3 separate regions of the Homo sapiens genome follow, and all the other regions are linked to region 3. The links are chromatin contacts, found by Hi-C or POLR2A ChIA-PET in ENCODE. All regions are on one chromosome and are shown on one strand. Each heading gives the region's core, a stretch centred on a gene start or an enhancer-like site at or near the end of the contact. The rest is flanking DNA. Distances are from core to core; before and after follow the strand shown. Region 1 overlaps CPEB4 (cytoplasmic polyadenylation element binding protein 4). Region 2 has its middle 30 kb from the start of LINC01485. Region 3 holds the start of DUSP1 (dual specificity phosphatase 1).

Evidence for each region. A loop is a pair of places that touch in the nucleus more often than their neighbours do. ChIA-PET counts read pairs that join two places held with the same protein, here RNA polymerase II (POLR2A). Pooled maps may share reads with other maps.
Region 1: a loop to region 3 is called in a map of naive thymus-derived CD4-positive, alpha-beta T cell, with 3 times the contacts of the local background. The contact joins the enhancer-like site here to the promoter of DUSP1 in region 3. A Hi-C loop is called at or near these places in 1 of 168 maps with a recorded cell type or tissue (naive thymus-derived CD4-positive, alpha-beta T cell) and 7 of 50 pooled maps. POLR2A ChIA-PET finds 5 or more read pairs at or near these places in 1 of 52 experiments (AG04450).
Region 2: a pooled map shows a loop between it and region 3 (6-fold over the local background). The contact joins the enhancer-like site here to the promoter of DUSP1 in region 3. A Hi-C loop is called at or near these places in 1 of 37 single-sample maps with no recorded cell type and 4 of 50 pooled maps. POLR2A ChIA-PET finds 5 or more read pairs at or near these places in 1 of 52 experiments (GM12878).

Annotation. Positions count from the first base shown.
Region 1 is chr5:173,916,440-173,920,068 of GRCh38, reverse strand. The region is part of intron 2 of CPEB4 (cytoplasmic polyadenylation element binding protein 4); the gene reads right to left. Among named protein-coding and RNA genes, the nearest start is that of CPEB4, 30 kb to the right of the region's middle. RefSeq lists an enhancer at 1,807-2,066. Within about 2 kb of position 2,133, at least 39 of the 41 ENCODE cell types and tissues checked have a DNase peak (open chromatin) inside an H3K27ac peak, as active enhancers do.
Region 2 is chr5:173,819,341-173,822,759 of GRCh38, reverse strand. No RefSeq gene overlaps it. Among named protein-coding and RNA genes, the nearest start is that of LINC01485, 30 kb to the right of the region's middle. RefSeq lists a cis regulatory region at 1-338. Within about 2 kb of position 1,504, at least 6 of the 41 ENCODE cell types and tissues checked have a DNase peak (open chromatin) inside an H3K27ac peak, as active enhancers do; they include GM12878, where a contact is called at or near this core.
Region 3 is chr5:172,768,951-172,772,444 of GRCh38, reverse strand. It overlaps DUSP1 (dual specificity phosphatase 1), which reads left to right and starts at 1,250. Exons shown (of 4, transcript NM_004417.4): 1 at 1,250-1,859; 2 at 2,139-2,284; 3 at 2,651-2,870; 4 at 3,313-3,494. The coding sequence starts at 1,493. LOC105377730 (a long non-coding RNA gene) reads right to left here and starts at 234. Exons shown (of 3, transcript NR_188285.1): 1 at 1-234. RefSeq lists enhancers at 1-202, 1-239, 1-775, 240-1,001, 1,423-1,692 and 1 more and silencers at 803-1,252, 1,793-1,902.

The DNA of each region.
Region 1 (3,629 bases), core at 884-3,383, 1.1 Mb before region 3:
CTCAATGTCTGATTTGAAAAGTAGTGACTAGTTTAAACCTTCTTAAAAAGTATTCCTTTTACAAATTGTATGGCTAATTGTACAGGGCTAAGCAAGAACAATTTCAGAGAATTTTCTCTCTCCTCCTTTTTAGTTTTGGTAGTAAGGATAATGGTAATGTGAGGGGGAAAAACAAGAAATTCACAATCCAGGCACATACAGTTGATAAATGAATCAACTGCATACAACATTCAGGTAGAAAGTCCATGCAGGAGTTTTGGGAAGTAATAATTCTGTGGCACAATTGTGAACTGTTCCCTCGTTCCTGTTGCTAAACTAAATGCAGAGAATCTTGGATATTTTTATGACAACTATGAATCAGGTGGCATTTCTTCCCCTCCCCCAAAGTCAGCAAATAACATCGTCATGGATTATATAACAAGATCAAGGAAAGCCTTAAGACCTTCATAGACAACAAAGGGCTTTTTTATTAAGCAGATATTTGGGCTGTTTTTGTAGCTGCCAGGAAATGAGACAGCAAGAGTCACCTCTATAGAATTTTATTATAGAAGGAAAACAGAAAAACCAAGTGACACTATTAAAGGTGCACAATACACTCTATTAATTTAGATGTGGCACATGAATGACATGTATCCCCATAAATATTGTGGGGCCCCTTCTCTTTTTTACAGTAGGAAGGTCCCTAATATTTATCATTGACAAACTGTGGACAAAGTCTGAAAATCTTACTACTTAATTGTCATTCTGATTTCATTTCTGAGTGGAGATTACTATTTTTGCCTGTCCAGATGGTAAAACATAAGCTTAAATTGTACACAAAACTTAATATGACAAAGCAAAACATTAAAGAAAAGTACTTGTTAATTTGTTACCTGATTGTTGCTTGTTTTCTTATTTATCTCTAAGTTTTTATCTACCACACATAGTTAAATCCCTGCCCTGAATGTATGTCAAACAATATTAAGTCATAATAACCATATTATAAGGGAACTTTACTACAACTGAAAAGAAAAAATTATGTATTAAAAAAATCTTTTAAATGTATGTTTAACCTTCTAATAACATTAAAAGTTTACTATTATAATACTTCCCCCATCTACTCGCCCACCGTTACCCTCACCTCTCACTCAGGTAACAAAGAATAAAACGATAACCGATTTTCATGGCCTCAAAATAGGATTCCTTGTGTTCAATGTTCAGGATTAAGATAAAGGGGCTGCTTAAGTAATTACGGACCCACATCATGGATGACATAAGACAAATTCCCCCTTTGTGGCAACTGCTTATTTGATTTTCAGACCAAATAAAAACAAGGGTTAAATATTCAATCACGAATGTGTGGCAGGTAGAGGGCAGAGGATCACTATTTTCGATTGACTAGTATGTGTTATGTAAGTAAACGGGGCAGATGAGGATCTGGCCCATGCACAAGATGCATTTAGTTTGAACTGAGTTGGTTTCCATTCAGAGGCTAGAGGGAGAAAGGCTTCAGTCCGATCCTATGACGATGTCGGCATTCACATACATCACATGATTTTCTTTCCTAGGCATTTCCCCTTACCCTCCCCGCCTTATAAAAACCCAAAGACAAAAACAACAGCAACCCCAAATCTGAAAGGGGGTAATCGCACTGCTCAAAATCCACACCTTTGTAAGCTCAACCTACACAGTACAGTGAGGAATCCAACAAATCCGGATCAAAAGTAAATCAGAAAGCAGGCAGTTGTTCAAAATTAAGAATAGGCCCTTCACTTTTCATACAAAAAAATCATGCCACACAATTTCGCCCTCTTCTTCCTCACAATAGAAGTTACCTCAACACAGAAGCCCAGGTCCCATCCTACAGCACAGCTAAGCCAAGGCAAGAGAAAGACTGTTTAGGATGTTCCATTTCCGCAGTCAAGAGAGGGAGAGTACAGGAGGAGAAGAAACACGCTTCATTCCTACATAGCCACACACACATTTAATTGTAGCCCAGTTTAAATTATACTCTTTGCTATTTAACGTCCTCCATTACTTATGAGGCTTTGAGAATTAAGGCAACTTTCTAATTCTTAGGAGACTTAAGTCACTCCCCTGTTACGCTACTTTGAATTACTTGGTATCATCCAAACCGAGCAAGAAAGAGCCAGCCTAGTTCAGGAAGGCTTCAGCCAGACACGCAGGCAGCTGCCGGCCGACTCTGAGTCTTAAAGACTTAATGATATTTAAAGATCCCTCAATTCGCCAGACACATTTGATACCACACACTAATAATTTACTTGGAAGGAGAAATTTGATTATAAATCCGAGTAAAATTAACTGGTTTGCGTTATCCATTTCTTCTTCTTTTTTATTTCTTTGAGATGGAGTTTCAGTCTTGTCGCCCAGGCTGGAGTGCAATGGCTTGATCTTGGCTCACTGCAACCTCCGCCTGCCAGGTTCAAGCGGTTCTCCTGCCTCAGCCTCCCAAGTAGCTGGGATTACAGGCGCCCGCTACCGCGCCCTGCTAATTTTTACATTTTTAGTAGAGACGGGTTTCACCATGTTGGCCAGGCTGGTCTTGAACTCCTGGTGATCCACCCACCTTGGCCTCCCAAAGCCCTGGGATTACAGGCGTGAGCCACCACGCCCAGCCTATCCACTTCTTCTTTATGGTACTTTGAATCTGCCCCATTAAATGTCCCTTAAAGGAAAATGTCCATCTAATCCTTTAAAAAGGTTGGAGGTTAGGGTACCAGTAATCTGTTCTTATTTTGCCACAGGCAAACCAATTTAAATAGAAAAAGGTTAAATACTGTAAGAAATTATATACTCTCCCCACCATTCCTACCTGAAATAAATCATTCTAATATTAAAGCAACAGAACCTATTTTAGTAGGACTTCCTTTCATTTTGAAAAAAAATTATTTATTCCCAAATTACTTCAAATTTATAACATATGAAATAAATAAGTGACAAAATTTAGCAACTCTCATAGCAGGTTTCCAGAGCTATTTCAGCCTGCACAGAGTCAGTATCTGTATAAAATACTTGTTCTAATGCCTCTCTACCAGTATACAACATGTGTTCTCTAAGTCAACTAAGTGACTGCAATTTGGAATATAGGAATATTAGTAAAATGGTGTATCGAAAGAAAAGTTAAGGTTTCCTATTATTTATTACATATTTTTAAGTAGCACTAAATTCTATCCCAACTGTAAAGATACAGAATTTAAATAATCCCCACAGCCACTCTCTTACAATGATATAAAAAAAACTTTTATAAAACTGATGAAACAAGCTTTGTGTACTAAACTTTCAACTTGAGTTTCATGATTTTCTTCTAGAAAGGTTATTATAAATTCTTTTGCTTAGCAACAAAGAAAAGAAGCACAGATGGAATCATCACTTGCCCACTCATTTAAGCATTTGTTTCAAACAAATTTACAGCAATGAAAAATAGTCAGGGAAGGGTCTCTAAATTTAACACGTAGATAAAGCAAGAAAAAATATGAAAGTGTTTTAAAATGCAAGGTCACAACACCTTTGGCAGTCAGGAATTAAATACATAGCATTTTTGGAGTAGATCCATAGCTCTTAAAATAAAGCGATGCATGAAACACGTGAGGCAGTGATGTATAACATGCTTCCACTACTTCCTCTACATA
Region 2 (3,419 bases), core at 255-2,754, 1.1 Mb before region 3:
AGCCTGAGCCTAGTGACTGTCCTCTTTCTGTTCCACCACAAAGCTTCTTGTGGCTTTGTTTTTCGTGAGAACGTCTAGTCCCTCCCCAACTCTGCTTTGAGGTGTTATTTAAACAATGTAATCGGGCCAATCTGCTTCTCATAATGCCTGACTCATTCTCTGTCTTCTACAGTGTCAAGTCCAAGTAGCATGTCTACTGTTGGGTCTGTGCTGCCTCCCCTCAATGGCTCACCCACACCCCCACACACATACACACCCACACACACACACCTGCTGACAGATCAGGCCACTGATGATTTCTGGAAAATGTCAGCTTCCTAGGGTGGCATCGTCCATACATATAATGCAAGTCACGTATGTAATTTTACATTTTCTAGCAGCTACATTAAAAAAGTAAAAAGAGGCCAGGCGCACCTGTAATCCTAGCACTTTGGGAGGCTGCGGCAGGCGGATCACGAGGTCAGGAGTTCGAGACCAGCCTGACCAACATGGTGAAACCTCATCTCTACTAAAAATACAAAAATTATCTGGGCATGGTGGCACGCGCCTGTAATCTCAGCTACTCAGGAGGATGAGGCAAGAGGATTGCTTGAACCCGGGAGGCGGAGGTTGCAGTGAGCCGAGATCACACTATTGCACTCCAGCCTGAGCAACAGAGCAAGACTCCATCTCAAAAAAAAAAAAAAAAGTAAAAAGAAACTGGTAAAATCCCTTTAGTAGCATATTAAATATATGTAAAATATTGACATTTCAACATGTAATCAACAGAAAACAAATTAGGAGTGAGTTTCTTGTTTTTGTTCTAAATTTTAGCAATCTGGCATATATCTTAAACTTATGGGCCATCTCAAATTGGAGTAGCTGCATGTTCCTAGTGGCTGCAGTACTGGACTGTGCAATTCACCAAATTTTTTAGGTCAGAGTACATCTAGGAAATGACCATACTTGTATGGTGTCCCAGGGTAAATAGTCGAGCCTGTTAGGGGCCAGAGGCAACAGGCCAGATGCCCCAAGTTCCCATCGCCCCACTTTCTTCACTGTTCCAAAAGAAACCCCCCTTAAGGGCTGGACATTCAGAGGCTTTATGCATATTAGGAAAAGGCATCCTGTCTGGGGATTTCAGTCCCACTACTCTTGAAGCTGAAGCTGGATGCCCTCGTTTTGTGCACAGCATGTACAACTACCTTCAGGCGTCTGCTGAGGGATGAGGGATCCATTTCTGGGCGCACATGTATCTAGCCATGGTAGCACAGGCCGGGAAGCTCTGTGCTGGAAATTCTGAGTTTGTGTGTGTGTGTGTGTGTGTGTGTGTGTGTGTGTGTGTGTTACCTTTCTTCCTTCTCTTTACTCTCCTTTTCTGCCTTCTGTCGAGCACAGCCTGCCTGTGACCTCACAGCAATAAGTTAGGCCAGTGGTTTTCAAAGTGCAGTTCCCAGAATAGTAACAGCAGCATCACCTGGTTCCTGTTAGAAATGCAAATTCTCAGGCCCCACCCTAGACCTACTGAATCAGAAACTCTGGGGGTGGGGCCCAGAGCTCTGTGTTTGACGAGCCCTCCCTGTGATCCTGATGCTGTCTACACAGAATAGAAATACTGTGATAATAACACCACCACCACCTGCCTTTCACTGAGTGCTTTCTGTGAACACTTACTAAATGACTATGACCCTCATAGCCAGTCTGATGAGGGTGCCATAACTTGCCCCATGTTACAGAAGGGAAACTGAGGTGTGGAGGCCAGTGGTTCGAACAGACCCCACAGCTGGTGTATGACAGTGCAGACACAGGATTTGAATTGAGTTATCTTTACTGGAGCACCCATGGTTGCAACTGTTTGGCTATGCAGCTTCTTTTTCTACTTCAGCCCAACTGATGGCTTGAAGTCTTTGGCTTGGAAATATTCTGTCCTAATCTCTCATTCGTTCATTCATTTATTCTGGATTGAGCTCCTAATCTGTGCCAGGTCCCATATTAGGCACTGGAGCTGCAAAGATAACTAGGACTTGGTCGTTACTCATAAGAAGCTTATAGAATAGTTAATTTGGGTCTTGGGAAGGCAAAACAAACCAAGAACAGTCCGGATTAAGATGAATTGGGGTCAATTGAATAATTGGAAATTTGGCAGTCATAGTGGTAATTTCTTAGTGGGAAACACATGTGCTTGGATTTTTCGGGATAGTATTGGTTATGACTCAACCCCTCCCCTTTCTCATGTAACCATTTCTTCCTCATTGATTGCTCTGGAAGCAGAAATTTTATTTTATTGCTTTAGATAATAACTTGGCCTCACTTTATTTGTCAGCTGAGTTCTAATGGTGCAAAGTGGAATGATTTTCCTGGACCCACTTTTTAGGGGTATGGATGTTGTGACACTTTGGGAAACTGGAAGTGATTCTATATGACAGTTTTGTAGGTCAGAATATACATGCAACCTGGAAGTCCACTGGGACTTCTCTGCTCCTTGGAGATAGATAAACATTATATCTGTTAGAAATGCCTTTGGATGCAAGTAACTAAAAACAAGGCCCAGTAGTTTATTCTTATTTATAACAAAAAGTCCAGAATGAACAGACGATAGCCTTGGTTCAGCAGCTTGTTAATGCCGGGGCCAGTAACTCTGATTCCCTTGGCCTCTCCCCTCATGCTTGTCTCTCAGAATCACAAGATGCCCTCATAGAACCAGACATCACATCTGTGTTCAAGGCAGGATGAAGCTGTGGGGAAAGTGTTGTTATAGACAGGTTTTCTTTCTTTCTTTTATTTTTGCTGGGTGCTATAGTTTGAATGTGTCTTCCAAATTTCATGTGCTGGAAACTTAATCCCTAAATTCATATGTTGATTAGAGACGGGGCTTTTGGGAGGAAACTAGGACTAGATAAGGTCATTAGGGTGGGGCCCCCATGATGGGACTGGTGGCTTTATAAGAAGAGGAAGAGAGACCTGAACATACACGCAGTCTCTTGCCCTCTCTCCATGTGATGCCTCCTGCCACATTTTGACTCAGAACAAGGCCCTCCCCAGGGCCCATGCCATGCTCTTGGACTTCCCATCCTCCAGAACTGTGAGCTACATACATTTCTTTTCTTTATAATTTACTCAGTATGTGGTATTCTGTTATAGCAAGAGAAAATGAACTAAGACACCACGTAAGCAAAGCTTTCCCAAAGCCCCCACAATAGGCTTCCTCTTAAGTCCTATTGGTCAAAACTGTGTCATGTGGCCTTAAGGGATGCTGGAAGAATATTTGTCACAATTGGCTCAGACTCATAGTGATTTATCACTGCAGCTGGGCATGGTTCTGTGAGCAAGAAAAAGGGGAGAATGGACAATCTGTAGGAGACTAAGAGTGTGTACTACAATCACCATCTCCACTATGGTTGTCTTCTTTTTGCCATGCTAGCAAACAATGCTTTTGCCAT
Region 3 (3,494 bases), core at 1-2,500:
CCGTCACTGGGACTCAGGGCACGGAGATCGCTGGGCGGGGCGGGGGTCTTCCCAAGTGTTGCGATCCAGGTCCTGGCAATCCGCCCACAATGGCCCGGGATTGGATTTTGCTTTCGGCCTATAACGGCCGCGACGACAGGGAGCGAGGGTTGTGGCCGGCTTCTGTTCCGGGTTGGAGGCCCCCAGCCCAGCGCTTAGTGGGCGCTCACTGTGTATACTGCCTATTTGTATAATAAAGAAAGGGATGGAGAAGCTCAGTCTGGAGCCAAGGTGACAGAAACGTGTCGGGCGGCCCCTGGGGGGCGCCGTCGAGTCGCGCTGCGGGTCGCCCCTCACCCCTCCAAACGCCAAACCCTGGAATCCACTGCGGGGCCTTGCGACCCCTCACCGGGATTTCAGCCCCCTGACCTGCCTCCCTTGGCTCCAAGTCTTCCGGGGGCCACAAGACTAGGAATAGCATTATTTCCCGGTGGGAGTTTGCTTGCTCACACTTTCATGGCAAATGTAGATATTTTAAAGCCACCTTAAAGAAAAGTCTGGGAAACAGGAAAGCATTGCCCTGAACCTCTCCGCCCCAACTCGCTCGAGTCGGTCTTGGTAGGGACGACTTTTCTATCGGCAGAGTTGTTCATTTTTCTCTAAACTTCATCTTAGGCGCCTATTTGCTGCCCCCACCCCAGTAGTGTGGTTCTGGGCAAGTCAGTCGCTTCGCCTGGGGAACCTCAGTTTCCCCGCCTGTTAGTGATGAGGAAATGAGGAAAAGGGGCACAAGAGTATGCAAAAGCACAGGAAGCCCCTTTCGGTTCAGGTCGGCGGCCGAGGGGCACGGGGAAGGGGACTCGGGGAGGGAGAGAGGGAGGAGCGGCGAGGCCAAGGCAGGTGGCACGTCGCCCGTTCTCCCGGCCGCTCGCATCCCGGAGGTCAGCCTCAGCTGGCAGCGAGCCCTCCTCCTCCCCGCTGGGCCTGGAGCGCGGCGCGGGTCCGGTCCCTGGGGACGCGCCAAGAGCAGGCCGGACAGCAGGGCGGGGGCCGGGCCGCGAGCCAGCGCGCGGCGAGCGGACCCAGCTCCGAGGCTGATGACGTCTCCCCCTCTGGCTCGGCGGCGCCTGGCCTGGCAGGGCGGGTGACGTCACCGCCCCGTCACGTGATCACCATTCAAACAAACACCCCCCCTCCCCCTGCGCGCGGGTCTGGCCCGCCCCGTCCCCCAGAGGCCGCATATAAACGCGCTCCCCGGGCCAGGCTCGCTGCGAAGGACATTTGGGCTGTGTGTGCGACGCGGGTCGGAGGGGCAGTCGGGGGAACCGCGAAGAAGCCGAGGAGCCCGGAGCCCCGCGTGACGCTCCTCTCTCAGTCCAAAAGCGGCTTTTGGTTCGGCGCAGAGAGACCCGGGGGTCTAGCTTTTCCTCGAAAAGCGCCGCCCTGCCCTTGGCCCCGAGAACAGACAAAGAGCACCGCAGGGCCGATCACGCTGGGGGCGCTGAGGCCGGCCATGGTCATGGAAGTGGGCACCCTGGACGCTGGAGGCCTGCGGGCGCTGCTGGGGGAGCGAGCGGCGCAATGCCTGCTGCTGGACTGCCGCTCCTTCTTCGCTTTCAACGCCGGCCACATCGCCGGCTCTGTCAACGTGCGCTTCAGCACCATCGTGCGGCGCCGGGCCAAGGGCGCCATGGGCCTGGAGCACATCGTGCCCAACGCCGAGCTCCGCGGCCGCCTGCTGGCCGGCGCCTACCACGCCGTGGTGTTGCTGGACGAGCGCAGCGCCGCCCTGGACGGCGCCAAGCGCGACGGCACCCTGGCCCTGGCGGCCGGCGCGCTCTGCCGCGAGGCGCGCGCCGCGCAAGTCTTCTTCCTCAAAGGTACGCCCTCGGGGAAGCTCGGGGCGGGCCGCACACCCCTGAGGTTTTGCCCGGTACCCCTGGCTCTCGGCTCCCGGGGGATCGCCCCACCTGCAGCGCGTGGGCGCTGGAGTACATTTATCTCTGGAACTTGTCATTGGCTTTGTTTGGCTCTGGAAACAAAGACTTGCCTGGGCCTTTCCGATGTAAACTTCCAGCCCTTGGTGGGTGGGGGAGTTGTATGAAGGTGCCGTGTCCCGGTGTCACTAATGGGGAAAAAAAATGTCTTTGTATTCCCAGGAGGATACGAAGCGTTTTCGGCTTCCTGCCCGGAGCTGTGCAGCAAACAGTCGACCCCCATGGGGCTCAGCCTTCCCCTGAGTACTAGCGTCCCTGACAGCGCGGAATCTGGGTGCAGTTCCTGCAGTACCCCACTCTACGATCAGGTTAGTAGGTGTCCCTGCCACAGGGAAGAAGTAAGAACTGGCAAAGGCATGGAAGAGTAGTGCCAGGGAGAATATAGAAAGTGACCTGCAGCATTATTTATAACGGAGGGGACACAGGGATATGATTTATTCCACAGTTAAGTGGTCTGACGGAGCCGAGTCTCCAATTGTAGGCTCTACGGAAATGAACTTGCTGGTCCTGCCCAGGCAAATGGGCTTAGTTCCCTATTTATTTATCCTCCAGCAACAGAACTGAGTTCACTCGGTATCTGAAATTGACTTTTCCAGCAGAAAGTTTTTGTGGGTATGGGCACTGGCCTTGGCTTTGAGCAAGCTTGATGAATGTTGGATATTTCTGGATTTCAGGGTGGCCCGGTGGAAATCCTGCCCTTTCTGTACCTGGGCAGTGCGTATCACGCTTCCCGCAAGGACATGCTGGATGCCTTGGGCATCACTGCCTTGATCAACGTCTCAGCCAATTGTCCCAACCATTTTGAGGGTCACTACCAGTACAAGAGCATCCCTGTGGAGGACAACCACAAGGCAGACATCAGCTCCTGGTTCAACGAGGCCATTGACTTCATAGGTAAATGGAATGGATGCCTGGGGCTTTTCTGCCTTTCTCTTCTCATTTTAGCCACTAAGCCCAACCTCTGTGGCAAGAGCTTGAAGTTTTCTGAGCCTTCTTCCACACATTCAGTATCAGTCTGGTGTGGGCAACATTCCTGTAAAATATGAATTTGATTCGATGTCCCACTTTACAGATTTGCAAAGTGGGGCTCACAAAGTTGAATTGACTGGTCTGAGATCTATCTGCTAAGTGGAAATCCCCAGTCTGAGTTTAAATCCTGTGCCATCCTTTGCACAGTGCCCACGTTGCCTCCATGAACAGTATCCATGTGATGGCATGTGGTGATGTTGACCATTTCTAGACAAGACACACATGACCTTTCTCAGATACACTGTACCTGGGCTTGGGGTGGTTCTCCTGAACTCTCAAGTAACCAGCCGCTCCTTTGGTTTTCCAGACTCCATCAAGAATGCTGGAGGAAGGGTGTTTGTCCACTGCCAGGCAGGCATTTCCCGGTCAGCCACCATCTGCCTTGCTTACCTTATGAGGACTAATCGAGTCAAGCTGGACGAGGCCTTTGAGTTTGTGAAGCAGAGGCGAAGCATCATCTCTCCCAACTTCAGCTTCATGGGCCAGCTG